Linked DNA regions of Homo sapiens: regions 1 and 2 are each linked to region 3. The links are chromatin contacts, found by Hi-C or POLR2A ChIA-PET in ENCODE. All regions are on one chromosome and are shown on one strand. The core of a region is the stretch at or near the end of the contact, and the rest is flanking DNA. Distances in the headings are between cores, read along the strand shown.

What was found. A loop is a pair of places that touch in the nucleus more often than their neighbours do. ChIA-PET counts read pairs that join two places held with the same protein, here RNA polymerase II (POLR2A). Pooled maps may share reads with other maps.
Region 1: a loop to region 3 is called in a map of gastrocnemius medialis, with 2.2 times the contacts of the local background. The contact joins the enhancer-like site here to the promoter of NUP98 in region 3. A Hi-C loop is called at or near these places in 1 of 168 maps with a recorded cell type or tissue (gastrocnemius medialis) and 11 of 50 pooled maps. POLR2A ChIA-PET finds 5 or more read pairs at or near these places in 1 of 52 experiments (HEK293).
Region 2: a loop to region 3 is called in a map of gastrocnemius medialis, with 8 times the contacts of the local background. The contact joins the promoter of ART5 here to the promoter of NUP98 in region 3. A Hi-C loop is called at or near these places in 1 of 168 maps with a recorded cell type or tissue (gastrocnemius medialis), 1 of 37 single-sample maps with no recorded cell type and 10 of 50 pooled maps. POLR2A ChIA-PET finds 5 or more read pairs at or near these places in 1 of 52 experiments (GM12878).

What each region holds. Positions count from the first base shown.
Region 1 is chr11:3,612,655-3,616,292 of GRCh38, reverse strand. It overlaps the pseudogene XNDC1CP. Among named protein-coding and RNA genes, the nearest start is that of ART5, 28 kb to the left of the region's middle. RefSeq lists enhancers at 1-232, 233-757. Within about 2 kb of position 1,977, at least 5 of the 41 ENCODE cell types and tissues checked have a DNase peak (open chromatin) inside an H3K27ac peak, as active enhancers do; they include gastrocnemius medialis, where a contact is called at or near this core.
Region 2 is chr11:3,639,853-3,643,620 of GRCh38, reverse strand. ART5 (ADP-ribosyltransferase 5) reads left to right here and starts at 1,629. Exons shown (of 4, transcript NM_053017.5): 1 at 1,629-1,815; 2 at 3,250-3,768. The coding sequence starts at 1,759. RefSeq lists a silencer at 1,020-1,069 and an enhancer at 1,209-1,922.
Region 3 is chr11:3,796,156-3,800,229 of GRCh38, reverse strand. NUP98 (nucleoporin 98 and 96 precursor) reads left to right here and starts at 2,676. Exons shown (of 33, transcript NM_016320.5): 1 at 2,676-2,830. It also overlaps a transcript of PGAP2 not described here. RefSeq lists silencers at 2,660-2,829, 2,910-2,999.

The DNA.
Region 1 (3,638 bases), core at 728-3,227, 180 kb after region 3:
CAGGATCTGTTCCGACCCAGCTCCCCTCTTGTTGACTTCATCTCCCAGCTGCTCTTCCCTCTTAAAGTCCTAGAGCCTCTCCCACAGGCAGGCCCGGACATGTCCACACAGGAGGGTTTTGTGTGGGCTTTTGCCAAGCCCCTCCGCTCTGACCAGGGCCCCAGCAGGATCCCAACATACTCTTTCTTCACCAATCCTCCCGCTTTGCCCTCCCCTGCTTTGGGGGGCATTTCTCCCCCTTGGCACTGCCTCATCCCTCTCTTCTACCAGGCCCGGCCCCATCCTCACTGCTCTTCTCTTCTGGGCCCAAGCTCAGGGTTCCAAGGGCTCTTCTCCCACCTACATAGTGATGTCAGCCATCTGCTTGGCAGCTAGGATGCCCCTGCAGTGCCTCTGGGCCAATCTTTTCTTTTATTCATGGGTAGAAATGGGAGCAGAATGGGAGAAGGTAGGGGAGCAGGCTTCTTACCGTGATGGGGTCCATGGCTGTGCCCACCTATGCTGGCACCTGTGCTGACAGGAACCGAAGGACTGAACTCCTGCTCAGTCTTCTCCCTGACTGTGCCTAGCACCCTCTTTTCTATCTATTCAAAACTCTGACCTGGGCCCTCTCTTTGCAGGACCAGCTGCTCCCCCTCTGCTCTGTACCCTGGGGACCAGGGGAACCGGTGTTAGTGCCACACAGTGAAATCTTCTGGGAAAGGGAAGAGAAGACATATTTGCTCAAAGAAGGTGGGAACAGAATTTGGAATATCACAGCTTGAGGGAATCTTTGACACCTTCTGGTCCAATCACCTCCTTGTGTAGATAAGGAATGGGATATGCCCAAGGTTCCACAGTCAAGCCTAGTAACTACTCCTTAGTCATTAACCCATCTGGTCCCTATCATAGCTCTGTGAGCGGGAGGATGGGAGATTTTTTTCTCTCAGTTAATTCTGGATGCTAAAATAAATAACTTGCTTAGTGTCACACACATCACCATTACCTGATTATGCCCAGGACAGGAGCCCACAAAGGAGACTGAGAGCTCGGTTCATGGGTTGCTGGATGTCAGCCTCGTGCTCAAAATCCACACGCACATTCCCAGCACACCACAGGATTTTATCTGTCAGGCAGCGTTTGCTCTTCACTGGGCCTCGGTTTTCCTTTCAGGAAAATGGGCATGAGAATGTGCACCACTCACAGAGGGAAAGACATTCTGGATGGTGTCCCAAGGCCCAAAAGTTCCAAGGAGACTTCCAAGGGGGAAAAGAACAGAGCTGGCCTTAGGAGAATCAGGTGCCATGGTCACAGAAGCCTTGACAACTGGGAATGGGGATCAGGCTAGGCACAGAGGTGCCCTCAGGCAGAGTCCTGAGGGAATGAGTGGAGAGGAGGAGAGAGGGAGCTTTGGCCTCAGCGGCTCTTCTCAGCTGTCAAGCGATTCAGTCCCAGTCTGTCACAGAGGGTGGGGCAAAACCACAGGACCTCATGGCTCACGCCTGAGGGAAGTCCCCACATATGCTGGCATGCTCTTCTACTTCTCTTGCTGAGAACCGCAACTGGCAGATAGGGCACGGAACCCAGGAGACAGGGGGTGAACTTTCTGGGGAGGACACCCACAGTACAGACTGGGACGAAGATGATGATGAGGAGGGAGAAGCTGGGTGAGGTGGGGAGGTCTCTCCACAAGTGGCAGCATGCTGGGGAAGAATCTCAATCCTGAAGGAACCTATGGGGGAGAGAAGGAGGTAAACAAAACGGCCTGCTCCCAGGCAGGATGTCACCCCAAGAAGTCTGTATAAGCTGTGAAGACAAATAACACTGATACACAGCAGACAGTGAGAAGTGCTAAGTCCAAGGGAATCAGATAATCCTGCAGAAGCTCAGTTGCGGGAGATGATCTGGGCAGATAAGAGAACACTTGGCAAAGTAGAACCGTTTGAACAGAGACTGAAAGAGGAACCAGCATTTGGACACGTAGGAAAAAGTTACGAAGGAAATTCTAGGCCCTCTCCGATCGTGTTTTACATTGCTTGGTTTCATTCTTCTCCTGAGGGCAGGGCCCATGTCCCTTCCTCAGCTTAGCTGGCACACTGTGCTCAGTACACACTTGTCTTGAATTACACTTGACTAAAAATACAGTTCCACACCTGAGAGCTGCAGAGATGACAGAAGCCAGCACTCCAAATTCAAATGTTTCTTGGCAGTACCCCCAGATCTCCTATTCCTCCCTCAAGGAATGCCTAGTTGTCATACAACAACTCCCTGTGCCCAAGCATCTTACCTGCACAAATCGGGCACTGTCCACTATCCTGGCCACCACTGCTTTGGGCCTGGGGTCGGTGCTGTTTTTTTTTTGCCATGCTCTTGCTGTCTCCCTCCTGTTTGGCCAAGAATTAGAGTTGGATAAAGGCCTGTGAGAAAGAACAGTTAAAGACCAGCTATTAGTAAGAGGCCATAAGGGCTGAAGGAGCCTGAAATCAGAGCAAAAATAATGTAGAAGAGTTAACATAGACCTAGAAACCCTGGGTTGGGGTCCTGGTTTTCCCACCTGATATACCAGACTTGAGGGAAGACATTTAACCTTTGAACATCTGAGAACAGAGATTCTATTACTGCCCTTGGGTTATTATTTTTTAATTGAAATATAGTACACATACCATAAAACTCACTCTTTAAAAATATAAATTCAAGACCAGGCATGGTGGCTCACACCTGTAATCCCAGCACTCTGGGAGGCCGAGGCAGGCAGATCACCTGAGGTCAGGAGTTCGAGACCAGCCTGGCCAACATTTACCTGTCTCTACTAAAAATACAAAAATTAGTTGGGCGTGGTGGCGGGCACCTGTAATCCCAGCTACTCAAGAGGCTGAGGCAGGAGAATTGCTTGAATCCAGGAGGCAGAGGTTGCGGTGAGCTGAGATTGTGCCATTGCATTCCAGTTTGGGCAACAAGAGCAAAACTCCATCTCAAAAAACAAACAAACAAAAACCAAAAATTAGCTGGGTGTGGTGATGCGCACCTGTAGACCCAGCTTGGGAGGCTGCAGCAGGAGAACAGCTTGAACCTGGGAGGCTGAGGTTGCAGTGAGCCGAGATCATGCCACTGCACTCCAGAATGGGTGAAAAGCACAACTCCGTCTCAAAAAAAAAAAAAAAAAAAAAAAAAAAATATATATATATATATATATATACACACACACACACATACATATTCAATTGTTTCAATTGTTTATATATATATAAATTCAATTCAAAACCCTGTATTGACAGAGTTGTGTAATCACAACCATGTAATTCCAGAACATTTTCATTACCCCCAAAAGAAACCCCAAACCCAGGCTGGGCGCAGTGCCTCACGCCTGTAATCCCAGAATTTTGGGAGGCCAAGGCAGGTGGATCACCTGAGGTCAGGAGTTCAAGACCACCCCGGCCAACATGGCAAAACCCCATCTCTACTGAAAACACAAAAATTACCTGGGTGTGGTGGCATACACCTGTAGTCCCAGCTACTTGGGTGGCTGAGGCAGGAGAATGGCTTGAACCAGGAGGTGGAGGTTGCAGTGAGCCGAGATTGTGCCACTGCACTCCAGCCTGGGCGACAGAGCGTGACACCGTCTCAAAAAAAAAAAAAAGAAAAAGAAAAAGAAAAAGAAA
Region 2 (3,768 bases), core at 380-2,879, 160 kb after region 3:
ATCTGGGAGGGCTTTGGGATGGCTAGACTCATAGAAGGGGGCAAAAGAACTTGTCCTGGAGCTGTTTTTCTTTCTTTCTTTCTTTTTTCTTTTTTTTTTTTTTTGAGATGGAGTTTCGCCCTTTTGCCCAGGCTGGAGTGCAGTGGCTCCATCTCAGCTCACTGCAATCTCCACCTTCCGGTTTCAGGCGATTCTCCTGCCTCAGCCACCCAAGTAGCTGGGATTACAGGCCCCTGCCACCACGCCCGGCTAATCTTTGTTGGCCAGGCTGGTCCCGAACTCCTGACCTCGTGATCCTCCCACTTCAGCCTCCCAAAGTGCTGGGATTACAGGCGGGAGCCACTGCGCCCTGCCCTGGAGCTGTTTTTCTAACAAGCACTCAGAAGCACCTCCCTCCCCACCCTCCTCCAAGCCTGGACCCACCGTATGTCTTCCCGTTTGGTCTACAGAAAGGATTCTGGGAGATAGCAGGATTCTAGGTGGAGGAAACTTTTTATTTGGCTGACACTCTGAGGGGATGGGGGGACAGGGATGGGGAAAATTAATGAGCCAGACCAGGATGGATTCCTTTGGGTAGCTCTAATCTTTCGTGCCCACCTCAGCCCCAGCAGGCAGCATTTCTCAAATCCTAGCTTTCGGCGACCCTCCGGCCGCTGGGGGAAGGAGGGGTGACAACCCCACCTCCTCCTGGCTCTGGCTGCTAGGAAGCTCTTCCCTGAGTTACCAATTCCTCCGCTGGCCCCTTCTCCCATGACCTCTGACGGGGCATCCAAAACTCAGAGCCAGGTTATTTATAGATAAGCCCAGAGGAGGTGGGGGAAAGGCCAGTGTTTACAAACATGGGTCACCTGAGTCTGAGCGGCCACGAGAGCGGTCTGGGGGAGGGGCGAGACCGGACCCTGTGGATCTGCGACCAAGGGCTCTGTCTCTGGCCCAACCCCACTGAAGGCGAATGGGGAGAGGGCCCAGAGCAGGCAGGGAGTGGGCGCTGCTCAGATGCTGGAGCACGTGGCCCAGGGTGTGGGCCAAATGCAAACTGTATGCAAATCGCAGTGCTCCGGGGGCGACCTCTCGGCCGGCGGGACCCCCGCGGGGCCCCTGGCCTGGTGGGCCGGGGACCAGGGGCCGACCGGGTCAGGGCCCGCCTGAGGGAGAGGCCGAGTCTCACAAGTTTCCTCCCCATCACTCACAGCCAAAGAGGGTCCCGCAGAAAGACCCCGCAGGCCTTGAGAAAGGGAATTGCTCCTCAGTCCCTGCCCTGGCGCGCCCGCTCCCGGCCCCGCGTGCGGCGCTGGGAAAGGGGTGTCGGGTTACCAGCGCGGGGGCTACAGTTAGCCTCGAGAACCTTTGCTTTCAGCCGGACTCCGGACTCCTCCGGGGACAGCGCAGCGCCCGCCAGAGCCCTCGGCGCTCCCTCCCGCTGGCGGCTTCCGCAGCCTTCAAGTGGGTCCTCCGCCCCCGGCCCTCCCCTCTCAGGCGGAGCCAAACTGCGGCCCCGCCTTTACAGTCTCGGAAAGGTCCCCAGACTGGAGGCTCTGAGGAAGGGGTGTGGGGAGTCGGGGGCGGAGACTTGGGGCGGGGGGCGGGCAATAAACTCCCAGGCCCCGCCCACGCCCCGCCGGGGCCCTAATCCTGGACCCGGGATCCCGTGCGCCTGGAGACAGGGTCCAGATCTGCCTCCAGCCCCTCGAAACCAGGACTCCAGCACCTCTGGTCCCGCCCTCACCCGGACCCCTGGCCCTCACGTCTCCTCCAGGGATGGCGCTGGCGGCTTTGATGATCGCCCTCGGCAGCCTCGGCCTCCACACCTGGCAGGTAACTCCAGGAACCATCTCCTAGCCCCAAGGGGGACATTAAGGGACAGACCCTGAGGAAGTGGACCCGGGGCTGACTCCTCACATCCCTCTCCCAGGGACTCTTCCCTAGGATTCCACTCTTAACTCTCTTCCTCTCAGGAACCTCCATCTCTGCAGGGAGCCCCAAGTTCCCATTCTGTCTCCTAGAACCCCCATCTCCATCCCTCTCTGGATGCCTCCAACGTTCTCCTCCCCACCTCTCATCTCCCAGCGCAGGCACAGCCCGGCAAAGCCTCCTTGGGTTACCTGTGTGCTGCAGTCCTGGCAGCCCGTCCCAACCAAGGCTTGGCCTCCCCACCACCCCTACCCCAAATGTGGGTACAGAGCAGGGGAGGACTCAGGCGTCTCAGAGCTCACAGTGATTTGGTGTGGTGGCTGAGCACCTACCTGCAAGGGCTTCCTGCTGGATGAGAGGGAAAGAGAGCCCGAGGAGAATGGGGCTGGGGGTTAGGCAGCTGGACACTGGCTGTGTGTAATATTTGCACATCACCTGCCTGCCAGATCTTACAGCCGGAAAAGTGCTTGATAGTCATCTAGTCCCACCTCCCACCGACTGCAAGAACCTTTCTAATGACAGGATGACCCCTTTTAGGTTGTACAGAAGTAATGCTCTTTATGCTGTCTTCATAATAACTGTGAGGTTGGAAGTATCCTCAAGTCCAGAAAAGTTATGACACTTGCCCAAGGCCTCACAGCTAATAGGTGGTAAAGTCAAGATTTCAGCCTGCGCGCGGTGGCTCACTCCTGTAATCCCAGCACTTTGGGAGGCTGAGGCTGGTGGATCACTTGAGGTCAGGAGTTCGAGACCAGCCTGACCAACATGGTGAAACCCTGTCTCTACTAAAAATACAAAAAATTAGCTGGGCGTGGTATTGCGCACCTGTAATCCTAGCTACTTGGGAGGCTGAGAGAGGAGAATTGCTTGAACCCGGGAGGCAGAGGTTGCAGTGAGCCAAGATCGTGCCATTGTACTCCGGCCTGGGCAACAGAGCGAGACTTCGTCTCAAAGAAACAAACACAAAAACAAATTAGCCAGGCATGGTGGCATGCACAGGTAATCCCAGTTAGTTGGGAGGCTGAGGTGGGAGAATCACTCCAACCTGGGAGGTGGCGCTTGCAGTGAGCCGAGATCTCACCACTGCACTCCAGCCTGGGCAACAGAGCAAGACTCCATCAAAAAAAAAAAAAAAAAAAAAAGATTTCAGTCCATGTCTGACTGACTCCAGTGCCTGTGTTATTTAAGCCTCTTATTGGGCCCTTGCCAAATTGCATATACCTGATATTTAGGGATAGAAATGAGATTCTGTGTTTCTGGATGGGTTTGCCCCCAGGACCCATGTCCAGTGCTCTGAACTTATGCTCTTTTCGGTGTGGCACCTCTTTTGCTCCACAGGCCCAGGCTGTTCCCATCCTGCCCCTGGGCCTGGCTCCAGACACCTTTGACGATACCTATGTGGGTTGTGCAGAGGAGATGGAGGAGAAGGCAGCCCCCCTGCTAAAGGAGGAAATGGCCCACCATGCCCTGCTGCGGGAATCCTGGGAGGCAGCCCAGGAGACCTGGGAGGACAAGCGTCGAGGGCTTACCTTGCCCCCTGGCTTCAAAGCCCAGAATGGAATAGCCATTATGGTCTACACCAACTCATCGAACACCTTGTACTGGGAGTTGAATCAGGCCGTGCGGACGGGCGGAGGCTCCCGGGAGCTCTACATGAGGCACTTTCCCTTCAAGGCCCTGCATTTCTACCTGATCCGGGCCCTGCAGCTGCTGCGAGGCAGTGGGGGCTGCAGCAGGGGACCTGGGGAGGTGGTGTTCCGAGGTGTGGGCAGCCTTCGCTTTGAACCCAAGAGGCTGGGAGACTCTGTCCGCTTGGGCCAGTTTGCCTCCAGCTCCCTGGATAAGGCAGTGGCCCAC
Region 3 (4,074 bases), core at 1,427-3,926:
TACTGTAACTATCTAGGGAGAGTTAATGACTTTCTAAAGTCCAGCAAAGGCAAGGGAGTGTGGTTGTAAAGTAGGGGTGTTTTGGATGGAGGAGTTGGGGGAAGATGGCTGCAGTCAGTTGTTTAAAGTAACTTTACTATTTGGCCAACCATATATTGATTTTCTTCTTCCTTCAAGTATCTACTGAGCACCTACAATGTACCGTGTTTCTTCCATCCACTATCTTATTCCATCTTTACAACCCACCACCTTTTTTTTCCCCCAGTCGGAGGCTCCGTCTGTTGCCCAGGCGGGAGTGGCATGACTGTAATCACAGCTCACTGTAGCTTTAACCTCTTGGGCTCAAACGATCCTCCTACTTCAGCCTCCCTAGTAGCTGGGACCACAGGCGCTTGCCACCACACCTGGCCTTGGTTAATTTTTTGTATAGGTGGGGACTCACTATGTTGCCCGAGCTGGTCTCGAACTCCTGGGTTCAAGTGATCCTCCTACCTTGAACTCCCCAGTGCTGGGATTACAGGCGTGAGCCACCACTCCCAGTCTCCCATTTTTTAAACAAACAAATAAATCAATTATCTCTAATCCCTTGCCATCACCGAAAACCCAGATGGCTTTAAACTCATTTACATTTTAGGTAAAAGCCCAGTTCAATTTTGCATTCATGTCTCACAAAGGAGTAGTGGTGGAGGTTTTTTAAAAATTTTTTTTGAGATCACTCTGGAGCGCAGTGGCAGGATCTCCACTCACTGTAATCTCCGCCTCCCTGGTTCAAGCCATTCTCGTGCCTCAGCAAACCGAGAAGCAGCTGGGATTATAGGTGCCCACCACCATGCTTGACCAATTTTTGTATTCTTAGTAGAGACAGGGTTTCATCATGTTGGCCAGGCTGGTCTCGAACTCCTGGCCTCAAATAATCTGCCCGCCTCAGCATCCCAAAGTGCTGGGATTACAGGCATGAGCCACCAGCCCGGCCAGTATACGCTTTGCTTTCTGCGCACAGTTCCTGCTATGAGACTCTCAGTCACTAAACAGGTCTAGTTTCTAGAAAATGCCCACCTTTCACTCTTGTAATATCAGTTTTCTGCTAATGGGCTAGGCCCCAGAAGGACTTCCAAGAAGAGCCCAAGGCACAGAAAACCGAGGGTAAATAATAGGATACAAAGTGACAAGGCTTTAACAGAGGCCTGCCCAAGCATTAGCTCAACTCGCTGTGAAAGCTTGGCAAATGTATCACTGAGAAGATGGGAACATTTGAAATACCCGTCCTTTAAGAATAAGTAGGGGTTCGGCTGGGCGCGGTGGCTCACGCCTGTAAGGCCAGCACTGTGGGAGGCCGAGGCGGGCGGATCACCTGAGTTCCGGAGTTCGAGACCAGCCTGGCCAACATGGTGAAACCCCATCTCTACTAAAAATACAAAATCAGCTGGGCGCGGCGGCGAGTGCCTGTAATCCCAGCTACTCGGGAGGCTACGACAGGAGACTCTCTTGTACCTGGGAGGCGGAGATTGCAGTGAGCCGAGATCGTGCCACTGCACTCCAGCCTGGGAGAAAGAGGAGACAGAGCAAGACTCCATCTCAAAAAAAAAAAAAAAAATTAGTTCATGGGCGAGGTGGCTCACGTCTGTAATCCCAGCACTTTGGGAGGCCGAGGCGGGTGGATCACTTGAGATCAGGAGTTCGAGACCAGCCTGACCAACACAGTGAAATCCCCGTCTCTACTATAAATACAAAAATTAGCTGGGCCTGGTGGCGGACGCCTGTAATCCCAGCTACTTGGGAGGCTAAGGCGGGAGAATCGCTTGAACCCGGGAGGCAGAGGTTGCAGTGAGCCGAGATTGCGCCAATGCACTCCACCCTAGGCGACAACGCGAGACTTCATCTCAAAAGAAAAAGAAAAAAAAAGAATTAGGGGTTCTCCACGTGCAGCTGGGAAAGACGTTCCAACAATCCTCATTTGTACCAGGCCCTTTGGTGGGCCAGTCCCTTAGGGCATCTCTAATGCTCCTAATGTCCATCCTAGAAATTCAGGGAGGGAAAGAAAGTGCTGGGGCGAGCATGGGTCAGGAGAGAATAGGGTCAGGATTTAGGGCCCTGAAGAAGCCTCGGGCAAACTCTTTGGACAGACAGACCTTCCAAGAGGGCCCTCAGGCTCCGCACGTGGTCTGGGCGGGAAGTGCGGGCAGAGAGACTAGGAAGCCTTCCCAGCAGCGCCGGCGGACCGGGGCAAGGAAAGGGTCGAATAGTTACCATGCCATTCTGGGGCCGTCCCTCTGATTGGCCCGAGCTCCCTCAGCCCGAGTCGCGGCGCTCCAAGGAAGGGGGCGGAGTCTCTATGTTGCGTCACCACCCTTCCCGACACCCCGCCGGTGCTTCCCAATCTAGCCATTCACAAGCCCACTTCGAGAGGCCCTGTGTGACGTCACGACACGCTCCCGCCAACCGCGGCGGCGAGGGGCGGGACTCCACGGCCCTCTCACCGCTCCTACCCTGTGCCTCCCCGAACTCCTTCTGCCCCTCCTCTTCCCTCTCGCCCCTTCCCCCTTCAGTTCGGTTTCAAAAGACGCGTTGCCCAATGAATAACAGGGTCGACCCAGAGTGGCGGCCGCGTCCACCAATTCGCGGACGGCGAGGGCGGAGCGTCCGCAACGAGCCTCTGACGCCGGGCGGCGTGTGACGCAGTCGGGCCCTCTGCGCGCTGCGCCCGAAGCGGCGGTCGGTGGCAGGGGTGGTAGCGGCGGCGGCGACGGTTTCGTGGGGGCCGCGCGCTGCTCTGTGAGCGGCGGGTGGCAGCAGGGGACTCCTGACACTTCCCCTTCCCCACCGAACCGCGGTAAGTCGGGAGCCCGAGCTGCAGCGGCCGAGACCGGCAGGTTTCTCCCCCCTTCCGGGCGGGCGGACGCGCGGGGCGTCTCAGGGCCTCTCCGCTTCGAAGTCTAGCGCCGCTGCGCGCACCTTCTGGCCTGAGAGAGGGGCGGTGCTGAGGACCCGGGGGCCCGGAGCCCGGGAGGCCCGGCTTTGGAGGCCCTGGGAGAGAATGGACATCAGTGGGGTCTAGGCCTGGAGGTCTCCAGTTGCTGCCCACGCGAGTGGGTGTCTGTCTGGTTGTACTCATTCATTCAGTGGTGTAAGGACCCCACGGTGGGCTGGCCTTTCCGGGGTCAGCGCCTTGAAACCCTGAATACGGTCTGCCCCGCACTTCCTTGACCGTCATGTGGGACTGGGCTTTATTTGCCTTGGCTTCTCCATAAGGGAAGTGGGCACCCCGAGGATTAGGGTGAGTCCGAAGTTTGGGAGATTTTTAAGATAATATCTGAGAATAGGAGTCGGTTCGGTGGAGCAAAAGGTTCTTTTCTATTTTCCCACGTGTTCAGTGTAAAGCCAGATGAGGAGACAGATTGAGTTTCTGGATTACTATAGCCATAAGGACTTTAGAAATTGTTTAAGTCAATCCCCCTACCTTACATCAGTTTTGTAGATGGGGAAACCGAGGCCCGGAGTAACAGGCAGGATTAGCCAATGCCAGATTTTTGACAGTCTAAACAGTTTTCTACTACCTCACCCTCCCTGGATATTTCAGTCTCCCATTATTAAGAATTCCCTTTAGGAGGTCGGTGCGGCATGGACATTAGGTAGCTAAACGTAGATGTAGTCTTCACAGCGTTTTCCGTTTAGTTGCTACCAGCTCTGTTCACGGGTAAGGTGGAAGCTTCGTTAGTGGTACCCTAACCTAGAGCTTGAGAACTAAACTTAGAAGATGGTTAAAGAACGTCAGCGTTGTTATGTATCGGAAACAAATCGGTAAAACTACAAGCCATTGTTTCCCTTTCTAAATCTGAATTTTTTGACTTGTGTCAGCTGATGAGGACTCGGAGTCAGTTAGGGATTTATAACAGTACTGGAATAGAAAGCAGGAAATATTGATAAGACTTAGAAAGCCAGGTAGGAGTCCGTTTGTAGTAGTTGTACCTCGGAACTCATGGCTCCTTTCAGGTACAGAATTCAAAGTGAAGTATTATAGTAGAATAAGGTGAGGAAATAAAACTCCGTTTTGGAGGAAGAAGCTAACTGGAATAA